2 separate regions of the Homo sapiens genome follow, and region 1 is linked to region 2. Evidence: chromatin contacts called from ENCODE Hi-C data. All regions are on one chromosome and are shown on one strand. The core of a region is the stretch at or near the end of the contact, and the rest is flanking DNA. Distances in the headings are between cores, read along the strand shown.

What was found. Hi-C counts contacts between places; a loop is a spot of excess contacts on that map. Pooled maps may share reads with other maps.
Region 1: a pooled map shows a loop between it and region 2 (2.3-fold over the local background). The contact joins the promoter of EZR-AS1 here to the enhancer-like site in region 2. A Hi-C loop is called at or near these places in 2 of 37 single-sample maps with no recorded cell type and 5 of 50 pooled maps.

What each region holds. Positions count from the first base shown.
Region 1 is chr6:158,815,942-158,821,767 of GRCh38, reverse strand. EZR-AS1 (EZR antisense RNA 1) reads right to left here and starts at 3,789. Exons shown (of 3, transcript NR_102425.1): 1 at 3,663-3,789; 2 at 1,175-1,296. EZR (ezrin) reads left to right here and starts at 2,400. Exons shown (of 14, transcript NM_001111077.2): 1 at 2,400-2,451; 2 at 3,602-3,686. The coding sequence starts at 3,675. RefSeq lists enhancers at 146-245, 3,767-3,816, 4,299-4,468, 5,332-5,381 and silencers at 2,117-2,166, 2,227-3,216, 3,357-3,556, 5,664-5,723.
Region 2 is chr6:156,685,455-156,690,762 of GRCh38, reverse strand. No RefSeq gene overlaps it. Among named protein-coding and RNA genes, the nearest start is that of ARID1B, 89 kb to the left of the region's middle. RefSeq lists a silencer at 3,238-3,547 and enhancers at 2,901-3,827, 4,388-4,497, 3,828-4,755. Within about 2 kb of position 1,947, at least 8 of the 41 ENCODE cell types and tissues checked have a DNase peak (open chromatin) inside an H3K27ac peak, as active enhancers do.

The DNA.
Region 1 (5,826 bases), core at 2,540-5,039, 2.1 Mb before region 2:
CGAGTAGCTGGGGTTACAGGCGTGCACCACCATGCCCATCTAATTTTTTGTATTTTTAGTAGAGATGGGGTTTCCCCACGTTGGCCAGGCTGGTCTCGAACTCCTGACCTCAGGTGATCTGCTCGCCTCAGCCTCCCAAAGTGCTGGGATTACAGGCTTGAATCATCGCACCTGGCCGTTTCATTTTTACCACACTGCCACAGGCCACTTCATTTTTTGGCATTCCCCTAAAGGGTAAAGTTCAGAAATGCTCTTCAAGGTCTTGGGGCACCGCTATTTCAAACATTCAATTTAGAAGACAGTATACTTCAAATGGAGCGAGATAAAAATTAGATTAGAGGCATATCCTATTATGAGAGTTGGGAACCCAAACTGGCTAACCAGGCTCCAGGCAGTGATAAGGCAGTGGAGGTATTGATGTCCAGTTGGAAACATTATCAGTGCAGGTAATTTAAATATCTTTCATAGTTTTCTTTCTACTGCAGTTACCATTATATCTTCATTTTATTTATTTATTTATTTATTTTTGAGACGGAGTTTCACTCTTGTTGCCCAGGCTGGAGTGCAATGGTGCGATCTTAGCTCACTGCAAGCTCTGCCTCCCGGGTTCACACCATTCTCCTGCCTCAGCTTCCCGAGTAGCTGGGACTACAGGCGTGCGCCACCACACCCAGCTAATTCTGTATTTTTAGTAGAGACGGGGTTTCTCCATGTTGGTCAGGCTGGTCTTGAACTCCTGACCTCAGGTGTTCCACCTGCCTCGGCCTCCCAAAGTGCTGGGATTACAGGCATGAGCCACAGCGCCCGGCCTATAACTTCATTTTAATAAAAAAGAAATTCAGGCCAGGAGTGATGGCTCACGCCTGTAATCCTAGCACTTTGGGAGGCCGAGGTGAGCAGATCACCTGAGGTCAGGAGTTCAAAACCAGCCTGGCCAACATGGTGAAACCCCGTCTCTACTAAAAATACAAAAATTTAGCTGGGCTTGGTGGCGGGTGTCTGTAATCCCAGCTACTCAAGAGGCTGAGGCAGGAGAATTGCTTGAACCTGGGAGATGGAGGTTGCAATGAGCTGAGATTGCGCCAATGCACTCCAGCCTGGGCAAGAAGAGCAAAACTCCGTCTAAAAAAAAAAGGGAAAGAAAAGTTCAGTCTTTCAGAGGGAATACACTTACCTGAATAGAGGTCAAAATCTCAGAAGAGGCCTCCCTCCTCTCTCTGACCTCTGAAATGCCCTGGATCTGCAAGTGGGAGATAACAGGCCCTGACAAAGGGTTGCCCAAACAGCAGTGTGTCCCTAGGAAGACAGGTTAAGCATCAATTACTATGAGGCTAGCACGAGTTAAGCATTCCACATGCACGATCTCATTTAATCCTTACAAGTCTATGTAGGTGGGGCTACTAGTATGTTCACTCAACAAATTGGGAAACAGAGTTTGGAACTTCGCCCAAAGTCATTGGTTTCTCTTTCTACCAGGATAGATTTAAGTGCTTACTAAGTGTCAGGTACTGTTCCAGGCATCGTACATGTACTAACTCATTATCCTCATTAGAACCCTCTGATACAGGTGCCATAATTATGCCGCTTTACAAACAAGAAAACTAAAAGCAGAAAGGGAGGAGTAAACCCAGGAGAGGAATTCAGGAGAAGCTCTGGTCTCAACCTTTAGCCAACATCACAATCACCCGAAGGGCTTGTAACACACTGATTGCTGGGCTCAGCCCTAGAGTTTCTGAATCCTAAGGCTGAGCAACACCTAATTTCCACTTATGCAAGTTCCCAGTGAATGCTGTTGCTGCTCGTCTGGAAGCCAGACGTTGAGAACCCCTTCTAGAGTGAGCTCTCCCGCAGCAAATTCTACTGGCCCCCAAAGTATGTGTTTTGTGTGTCTTAAAAATTTGTTGAGAACCATTAGCAAAAAAACAAACAAAAAAACTTAATTCCTAGAATTTCAGAGAAATCCCATGGAGCTTTTTGCCAGTCACGTCAAAAGAGGCCACAAACGTGCCACTTAACCAGAGCTTCGGAAAGGCGGCGGCTGGGCCGGCCACGTGCACCGAGACTCGGGGCCAGGTGCAGCCGCCCCAGGGCCGAGGCCTCGGAACTGGCCCCCGGTCCCGGCCCCAAGCGGTCCAGCGATTCCCCCAAGCCGTCCGCCCCTCCAGATTTATTTACGTTTTCCTGACTTCCCCCTGCCCGCTGTGGGACAAACAGCCTCCCCACTTGCATCTGCGAGGGGAGTAGCGCGCACTTCCGCCAAGTTCCGCCCCCACCCAGCCCGAGGCCCGGCTGCCGCCATCTTGCGGGGGGCGCACCTCACAGGTCGGGAGCTGGGCGGGAAGGGGCGTGGTCCCGGGACCCGCCCCGCCGGGGCTTTTGGGAGCGCGGGCAGCGAGCGCACTCGGCGGACGCAAGGGCGGCGGGGAGCACACGGAGCACTGCAGGCGCCGGGTGAGGCGTGCGGCGGCCGGGGTCGGGACGGGGGTTCTGGGCGGGGGGTTCCTGGTGGAGGGCCCGGGCGGGCGGCGGGGTTCGGCGGCAGGTGCGGCGGGCAGCCTAGGGGGCGCGGCGCGGGGTTCTCGCCCGGCACCCCCGGGGCAGGTGGAGCTGAGCCGGCCCGCGGCCCCGCGACCTTCCCCTCGGCGCCGGGTCCCCTCAGGTCTCTCCCGAAGGAAACGCGGAGCCTGGGTGCCTGGGCGCCGTCCCTCGGCGGCTCCCGAGCGGTTGCAGTTTTTGAAAGAGTTTCTCAAAGGCTTGACGGTTGTGACTGCAGCCGCGGGGCAACGGTTGCTACACAAAGTGAAACTTGCCGAGTGCTCGGCTTCTCACGGGCTTCCTGGCAGCCCCGGGAAGTTCCTCGGCGGACCCCGAGCCCGCGCCCCCTCTCCACGGATCCCTCCCCAGCGAGTGCCCCCCCGCCCGCCCTGTGCCCCCTCTCCCCTGACCCCTCCCTGTCGGGTGCCCCGCGGGCTCGCGCTGGCTGTCCCGGGACTCCTTCCTCCTAGGTGTTCCTCCTGCCCCTCGCCCTCTCTCTCCCAGGCGCGCGCTCCCTCTCCCCGGGCCTTTCCCCGCCGGGTATCCCTGGGCCCGCGCCCCCTCTTCTCCGCCTCTCTCCGCTGGGTGCACCTCGAGTGTCCCCCAGACCCCTCCCCGCCCGGCCGGCGCTCTCTCCCCTGACCCTCCTGGCCGAGTGTTCCCCGGGGCCCGCGCCCCCTCCCCCCGATCCTCCCCACTGAGTGTTCCCCCTGCCCTCTCTCTCCCGGGCCTGCGCCCCCCACCAGCCCCTTCATGCTGGGGGTCCCCTGGGTGCGCACCCCCTCTCCTCGGACCCACCCCCAACTGGGGGGCACCTCCAGTGCCCGCCGGCTGCCCCTTGGGCGCGCGCCCCCGCTCTCGGGCGCCTCCTCGCCGGGGGCCCGGCCCGGCCCCGCCCCGCCCGTGCCCCCTCCCCATGCCCGCAGTGCTGGGCGGGGCGCTGACTCACCCGGGCCCGGGCTGGCCGGTTCTTAAGCGGCAGCGCGCTGCGGGCGCCGAGTGTCGGGCGCGGCAGGAGGACGAGGCAGGGCGGGCGGGCGCTCTAAGGGTTCTGCTCTGACTCCAGGTTGGGACAGCGTCTTCGCTGCTGCTGGATAGTCGTGTTTTCGGGGATCGAGGATACTCACCAGAAACCGAAAATGCCGAAACCAGTAAGTTGCCCAGTTTCTGGGCCGGGCGGACGGGAGAGGCTTCATTGGAGAGGGGAGGCACCTGCTCGAGGTGTTGGGGCAGTTCCTGGGGAACAGGGTTCTTCTCACACGCAGAAGACGATAGGAATAGGAGGAGGTTTTCGCCGCTCTTTGTTACTTGTTGACCCTTTTGTGGAGCGTTAGGAAAACACCATTTTGATGCTTTTCTCTGCAGTCTTTTTCTTTGTGAGCCCCCTCCCCAGTAGTTACGGTCTTTTCTAAAAACTAGAGGCCTTTTTACACTGCTTCCGTCTGTTTTTAAAGGGTATAGTAATACAACTTAGAAGTTTCTTAAAAAGTCCAAATCACAGGGAGACTCAGATGGCTTCCGACCACACACACCAGTTCTCAGAGCTCCTAAGGGTCCGAAACCACAGGCGCCCCAGATCCAACTGGGGAGATATTAAAGGGCGTTTGGGAGAGGAGACTGGCTTTCGGAAGTTGCCTTTCAGCTTCGCTTCCTACTAGGCCCATGAAGCGGTGCCCTGTACACCAGCAAACTTGCTGGCTGCAGCAGAATTTCTGTCTCTAACAGAAGGTTAGCCATGGACTTGAATTGTAGATGCAGGCAGCCGGTGGAGTTTGATAAGAGGTTCCTGGCAGGCCGGGCCGAGCACTCCTGGTCAGCTGATGAAAGGGCTGTGCCTGCGCCTCTGTCTCCTTGAATCTGATTGTGTTGAGATTGCTGGCGAGACCTGGGGGTTGTAGGCACAAGGCAGGTTCTCTGGGACTGACGCTTCTTAGAAAGTTGTATGTATTCTACCTGCTTTTAACACTGGGGAACTGGTGACTAGACATTAGGGGGAAGGTTTAACATTTTTTGAGTTTTGAATCACAATGGACAAAATATCAGGATTCATTACAAATTGGGATTACAGATACATCTGGAATTTTTTTTTGGTTTTTCAAACAAGTTGGTTCTGTAATCAATGCTTGTGTGCCTTTTGTGGGGGATGGGGGAGCGGAGTCTCTCTCTGTGGCCCAGGCTGGAGTGCAGTGGCATGATCTCGGCTCACTGCAACCTCTGCCTCTCAGGTTCAAGCGAATCTCCTGCCTCAGCCTCCCGAGTAGTTGGGATTACAGGCATGTGCCACCATGCCCAGCTGGTTTTTGTATTTTTATAGAGAGGGGGTTTCACCATGTTGGCCAGGCTGGTCTAAAACTCCTGACCTCAGGTGATCTGCCTACCTCGACCTCCCAAAATGCTAGGATTACAGGCGTGAGCCACCACACCCGGCCTTGTGTGCTTCTTCTGTTACATTTTATGTTCTCTAAGATCTTTGTTAGAGGTATTAATTTTGCTGTTAGGATAAAGAATTAATATGCCAGTAGATTCAGAAGCCAATATAATTTTTGCCTAAGTTACATCAAGATGATTCATTTGTGATGCAGAGTATTTTCTATACAAAATTTTTCTTTTTAATTCAAACTTAAAAGTGACACGTGACATCGAGGCTTGACAGTGCATGTGGTATGAAACTGACCTAAGTACAACCCCTTACTCAGGCAGAGCTGAGTGCAACGGTATGCGGAGGAGTGGTCAAGAAGATTACCCTTCTGGGTGTGGTTTTCTTTATTTCACTAAAAGAAGAGGTGCAGAGCTCAGCTAAGATAGCACTCAGGAAAAAGTTAACCTGTTCTCCGTCACTACTTTTCTTTCTCATTTCTCATAATGAATGGTAATTTATTTTTATGGTTTCTTTTTTGTATTTTGGTAAAATATACAGTTTATCCTCTTACTTTTAGGTTTACATTTCAAGGTATTAAGTACATTTACATTGTTACATAGCCATCACCAAGGTCCATCTCCAGAACTTTATCTTCCCAGATTGAAACTCTGTACCTATTAAACTCTCCCTCCCCATCCCCACCACCAGCCCTTGGCAACCACCATTCTACTTTCTGTCTCTATGAATTCGACAACTTTAGATACCTCATGCAGGTGGAATCGTGATAGCATTTGTCCTTTTGTGACAGTCTCATTTCCTGTAGCATAATGTCTTCAAGGTTCATCCATGTTGCAATGTCAGAACTCCCTTCTCTCTCTTATTTCTTATGGCAGGTATGTTTTCATTTCATTTTGTTTTAGAGGTCTTTTATG
Region 2 (5,308 bases), core at 698-3,197:
TTCACACACACACACACACACACACACACACACACACACATTCAATACCACTTGCATTTTTATGACCCAGAGAGGATAAGAAAACTGGTTTATTCTAGAAGAAACTGGTGGTCACCATCCTTATAGCCATCTCTCTAAATCTTATTCATGTTCTCTGTGTGACCCTGAGGGTCACTGGAACCTTCTGGTGTTCTTAGTTCTCCAGAGGATTCCCTTGGCCATCGTGGTAGAGACCTGTCCTACTGGTCATGTGGCTGCTGACTCTAGCTGCTAGGACATGAACATTTGGAATTTCTTCCAAGGATGAAAAGGACATGGTAAATAATGTCTGAATGAGTTTTCTTACCTACATTGCCACTGCCATCTCTTATTCAAAGGAATATCTCCATTCATATGGCTGCCATAAAGCAAATCCAATGGTAGGAAGACAAGATGGAAGCATCAGATGATCCCCTCGGCATTGACACCTGCTCCCATTTAAGAGATGGGGAGAGAAGCCAGCGTGTTAAATGGTAACAGTTCCTGTCATTCCATGTATACTTAACAGGTGCCAGGATGTGCCAAGCACTTTGGATATGGAGCTCATTTTGCCCTCCAACCCTATGGAGTAGGAATGCTAACACCTAGATTTTCAGGGGAATAGATGGCAAACTGGAGCAGGTAGGTCACTTTCTCAAGGTCACGAAACTAGTAAGTAGCTGTGTCAGTCAGGGTGACTTAAACTGAGCTTTGATAACAAAGAGCTCCCAAATCTTAGTGGCTTACAATATCAAAGATTTATTCCTCCCTCCTGCTAAATGTCTACCAAGGTCTCTGGAGGCTTCTTCCTCAATCTAGGACCTCGGCAGACACTACCAGGACACTGCTGGTTGTCATGCAAGTGGAAAAGGAGAAGACCGCAAAGTGCTCAATGCTGGCACATGTTACTTCTGTTTATTTTGTTGGCCAGAGGCTGTCACATGGTACCTGTAACTTCAGAGGGCCAAGGAAGTACACTCTTATTATCTCAAAGGGAGAGGAGGAATTTTTGCAGACAGCTCTAATGACCACCACAGTGGTAAAGGAAGGATCCCAGAAGAAAGGCATTTTCTAAAGCCTATGCTCTTTGCTCCTATGAGAGCTTCCACTCACGGAGCCCTGGGCGCCTCGTGGGGTCTGAGCACTAAGCGTTTTACAGATATCATTTCTGGTCTTCATAGCCACTTGTTAGGTAGATGCTAATATTCCCTTCATTTCGAGATCAGGTTGCTGAGGCCCAGACAGGTCTTGAAGTAGCTTGAGCCAGATGGTACAGAGAGTACCAAATAGCACGTGTGCAGGCCTCTGATTAGTATGACTCGGGAGGCTCTCTTCTTTCCTTCTTTGCCTTGAGGATTTCCAATGCCACAGACATCATTTCAGTTTCACAACAGAAAACTCACATACATTTTCACAAGATTAAAACTTTGCTTAATCTTGTGTTCATTTATTGTTTTATTAATTGCTCATTGTAAAAATTCAGGTAATACAGGCATGAAGGAGAAAGCGAAAAATCACTAACAATCAAAACATCAAGAGAGAGCCGCTGCTAACATTTTAAGTATGTCCCTCCAGATCTGCTCATCTGTAACTTGTTTCTTCACATAACAATAGGTTGTGAACATCCTTCCAATAAATACACTGCAGTTTTAATGACTGCATAATACTCTATTGAGTGACTGTGCTACAATTTAAAATTCCTTGATGATCCACATTTATCTTCTGTTTAATCTCTCCCTCTTCTCTTGTTAATTCTGAGTTCCAGCTCTTTCTTAACAGTGATGTCTAAAATCTCCTGTGTCTTATGATACAGGATAAGACACAGGTCTCTTATGATAAGAGACCTTATGCTTTCGCATTGTTATGGTCAAAGATCTTTAATCAAAACACTAGTTCCTCTTTGTTACCTCTTTTCTTTCTCCCTCTTTCATAAAGAGCCCCCACAAATGGTATTAAATGTTTTGTTCTGGGAGTTTCAGGCCAGGGATTTTCCTTGACATTTCTTTTTTGTTTCATGTACTTTTTCTGAAATTCCCCAATAAACTGTCCTGTTTTTCTTTTTACTTTTGTTTTTGTATATCCACATTGCTTATTTTATTATATATTTGCATGCCCATATTCCAGAACCACTGAACAGCATGTTTTGTGCTTTTCCTGGCTGTTACCTGTGTGGCAAGGTATTCAGTGGCTTCCTGGCTTCCTTTTCTATGCCCCCTGAGTAACCCCCTATGCAGATTCATCACTTTCCTACTCATTGTAGGTTCCCTGCTTTGCTCATGTTGTTCCCTCAACCTGGAGTGGCCTTTACTGTCATCTAGAGTTGGTCTTCAGAATCCAGCTCAAATGCCTGGCCTTTCACAAAGCACCGTCTGACCCTTTAACTGTTCTTTCCTCTGTGCTTGGTAGCATTTTACTATCACCTCCAATATATACTCAGGAGTCATCTACTGAGCACCTATGGTGTACCCTGGAGGGCTGGGGCAGAACAGACAACAATCAGCCTTGGTATCCACCCTCTAGGAGTCCGGGGAAATAGGAAAACAGAACTGGAACCCAGTGTAGTCCAGGCTGAAATGGAGGTCAGCAGAGACGCCAAGATAATGACAGGGCCACGCCAGCGCTCGCTGGCTTTTCTTTAACGCACGTTTTCCCTTAGTAAAAATCAAGATCCTGAGGGAGAAGTGATCCTTTTTAATTCGCCTTTTCGGGACTTTGTGGCAGCGCTTAACGCGCCTTATGCTTAATGGCACACGTCGGGGGGCTCCCGGGAGATGACGGGTGGGCGGACCCCAGGCGCAGGTCCAGTCCCATTACCCACATTTCCCGGAGCCCAGTCTACTTTTCACATCTTTCATTCCCCCTGAAATAGATGCACATTCGCCTCCAGATTTAGAATAGGAGCAATGAGTATTTCACGAAAGCCTGGAAAATATGACTTTTCCAGAAATGGCTTAAGTCGGTCATAGATCTTCAGGCTCCTGGCAACTGCGGGACGGGGGTGTGCCCTAATTGCATCCATTTCCTCCCAGGCCTGATTGGGAATCTTGCACCGGCATCGCGAGCCCCGCTCTTCGGCCTCCAGGAGCGAGTGAGGGACGCGGGAGAGGGGCTTTTCTTCGGCGTGCGCGTCCCCCTGCCGCCGGCTTCTCCAGCTCCTCGCCGGGCCGCGCTGCCGCCCAAACTCCGCGGCGCCGCCCGCTCCGCGCCCGGCTCCGGCCCAGGTTTTGCGGCCCGCCCGCCGCCGCGCTCGCCGAGCCGGAGGCTGGCGCCGCCGAGGCCGCCGCGGCCGGGGCGTGGGGGCCGCACCGCGCACGCGCGCCCGCGGCGTCTGAGGCTCCCTGCGCCCCGACTCCGCGCGGCCGGAACCCTCGCGCCGCCGCGCCACCCGGAGCCGCCCGGGACCCGGACCCCGCGCGCCCCGCGCCGGGCGGGGACTATTTTCTCTGCCCGTGTCCTCTCCTCTCCCCACGCCGGGAGGAACATTCCTGGCTCTCCCCGCCCGGCTGCGTCTGTGCCCGCTCCTCCCCCGCCGCGTGTTTTCCGCCCCAGTAAAGATCGTGCCACACAAATAAGCCTCGAATGCCCTTTGCCGAGCAGGCAGGAGGGCAGCAAGCGCAGAGCCCGAGCGGGCCATTTTCAGGGCGCGTCTCCGGAGCCGCTAAAAGTCTTGTTTTCTCCCAAAAGTGGAAGGTGGGAGGTGGGGCGGTCGTGGGGCCGCTTCCAACTGCTACACACGCTCGAATAGTTGTCAGTAAAATCAAACTGACGTCAGCCCTGAGGAAAAAGATAGGTCTCTTTTGTTCTCATGTTCTACCCCCGCCCCTTGCGATCAAAGGCAAAAAACATTTTTTTGGAGGTGGGGGGAAAGACAAAAAGGGGGAAAAAATTGCAATGCGGAGAGATAGCTTCCATCAGAGCTCCTGCCCGGGCGATGGGAATGTTTAATGAATGCATCAAGCCTTTTGATCACCCTCGCTCGGTTGGGTTCAGTAGTGCCGGAAGGTTAGTTGCATCTCCTGTGGCTGATCTGAAATTCGATCAGCAGAGGGGGCAAAGAAAAGAAAAGCATTTTAATGGGAATCAATAGGGGATCATAGGTCTTGGAAGGAAATACGTGTTGATTAAAAATGCCACAAGATTAAAAAATGTCCACGACTTGTTTAAAAAGAGAAAAAGGAAAAAACAGAGAGGAGAGGAGAGAGAGAGAGGAGAGAGGAGAGGGGGAGGAGGAGGGAAAAAAACCCTTAGCAATCTATTTTCTCTGTGTGTTGCTGCCAGAGAGGCAGTCAGCAGACCAACAGTTTGTATAATGCTTCAAGCTACAGCGGGCAAATTTAAAGCTGTATGCTCAGAACAACATAATAAATACTTATTGAAAATGCATTTCTATTTCTAAGCGGGGTTCACTCATGCATTATACAAAGCACCTAGGGCTGCAGTAGCGAGACGCAAGGGGACAAATAAGGTGTACTGTGGCTCAAGTTCTTAAAACTAAACTCTCCAGCTTTTAACAGTTGACAGCAAGAACATAGACACTTAAAAAATGTATGAAAAACTAAACGAATAGCTTGAAAGATACCACGGACTTAAATTGTCTGAAACTTAAAGTTGTAATTTAAAAAAATCTGATAACTGAGGTTGAGGAGAAGGATAGCAAGGGGAGTTAGTGGTAGATAGCATATTGATTGGGTTACAGAGTGGAAAATTATTGCCCTGTAGGTAGAGAAAGTGATCAGCGGTGTGATAAAAACGGTGGAAGGTTTTATGACTATCCATCTACTACAGTGGGAAAGGGAAAAAGGTATTTTAAACCCATTCTTTGACAGAAAAACACAAATATACACCCTGTTTGCATAGCCTTTTAGAAAGAAATCAATTTACATTTTTACATTTTTGCATGTTAAACAAAGTTTCTTCATTGCAGTGGTGGAGCCTTCCTTTCAATAGCCTTTTAGGGAGTCCTCCAGATCTCCTGCATTCTAGTCCTACCCTTTACTCATCTTCCTCATTTTTACCTTTTCTTTCAATCTCTTTGAAGGACGTAAAAAGCGTCAAAGAGGTTTCTCAGGGCAATTTCCCTTGGATGTTCCTAATATTTAATTTCAGTAGTTTGGATAAAGGGGGATCTGTTATAATGGAGGTTTCCTTGTTGAGCCACGAATTATCTTACCTCAATATTTTTGGTCTCTACTAGATTATAAAATCCTTGAAGGCAGGGGATGTATCTCCTCTATCATTCATATTTCCAACAATGCCCCTTAGAACAAAACCTTGCACCTGGGAAATAGTA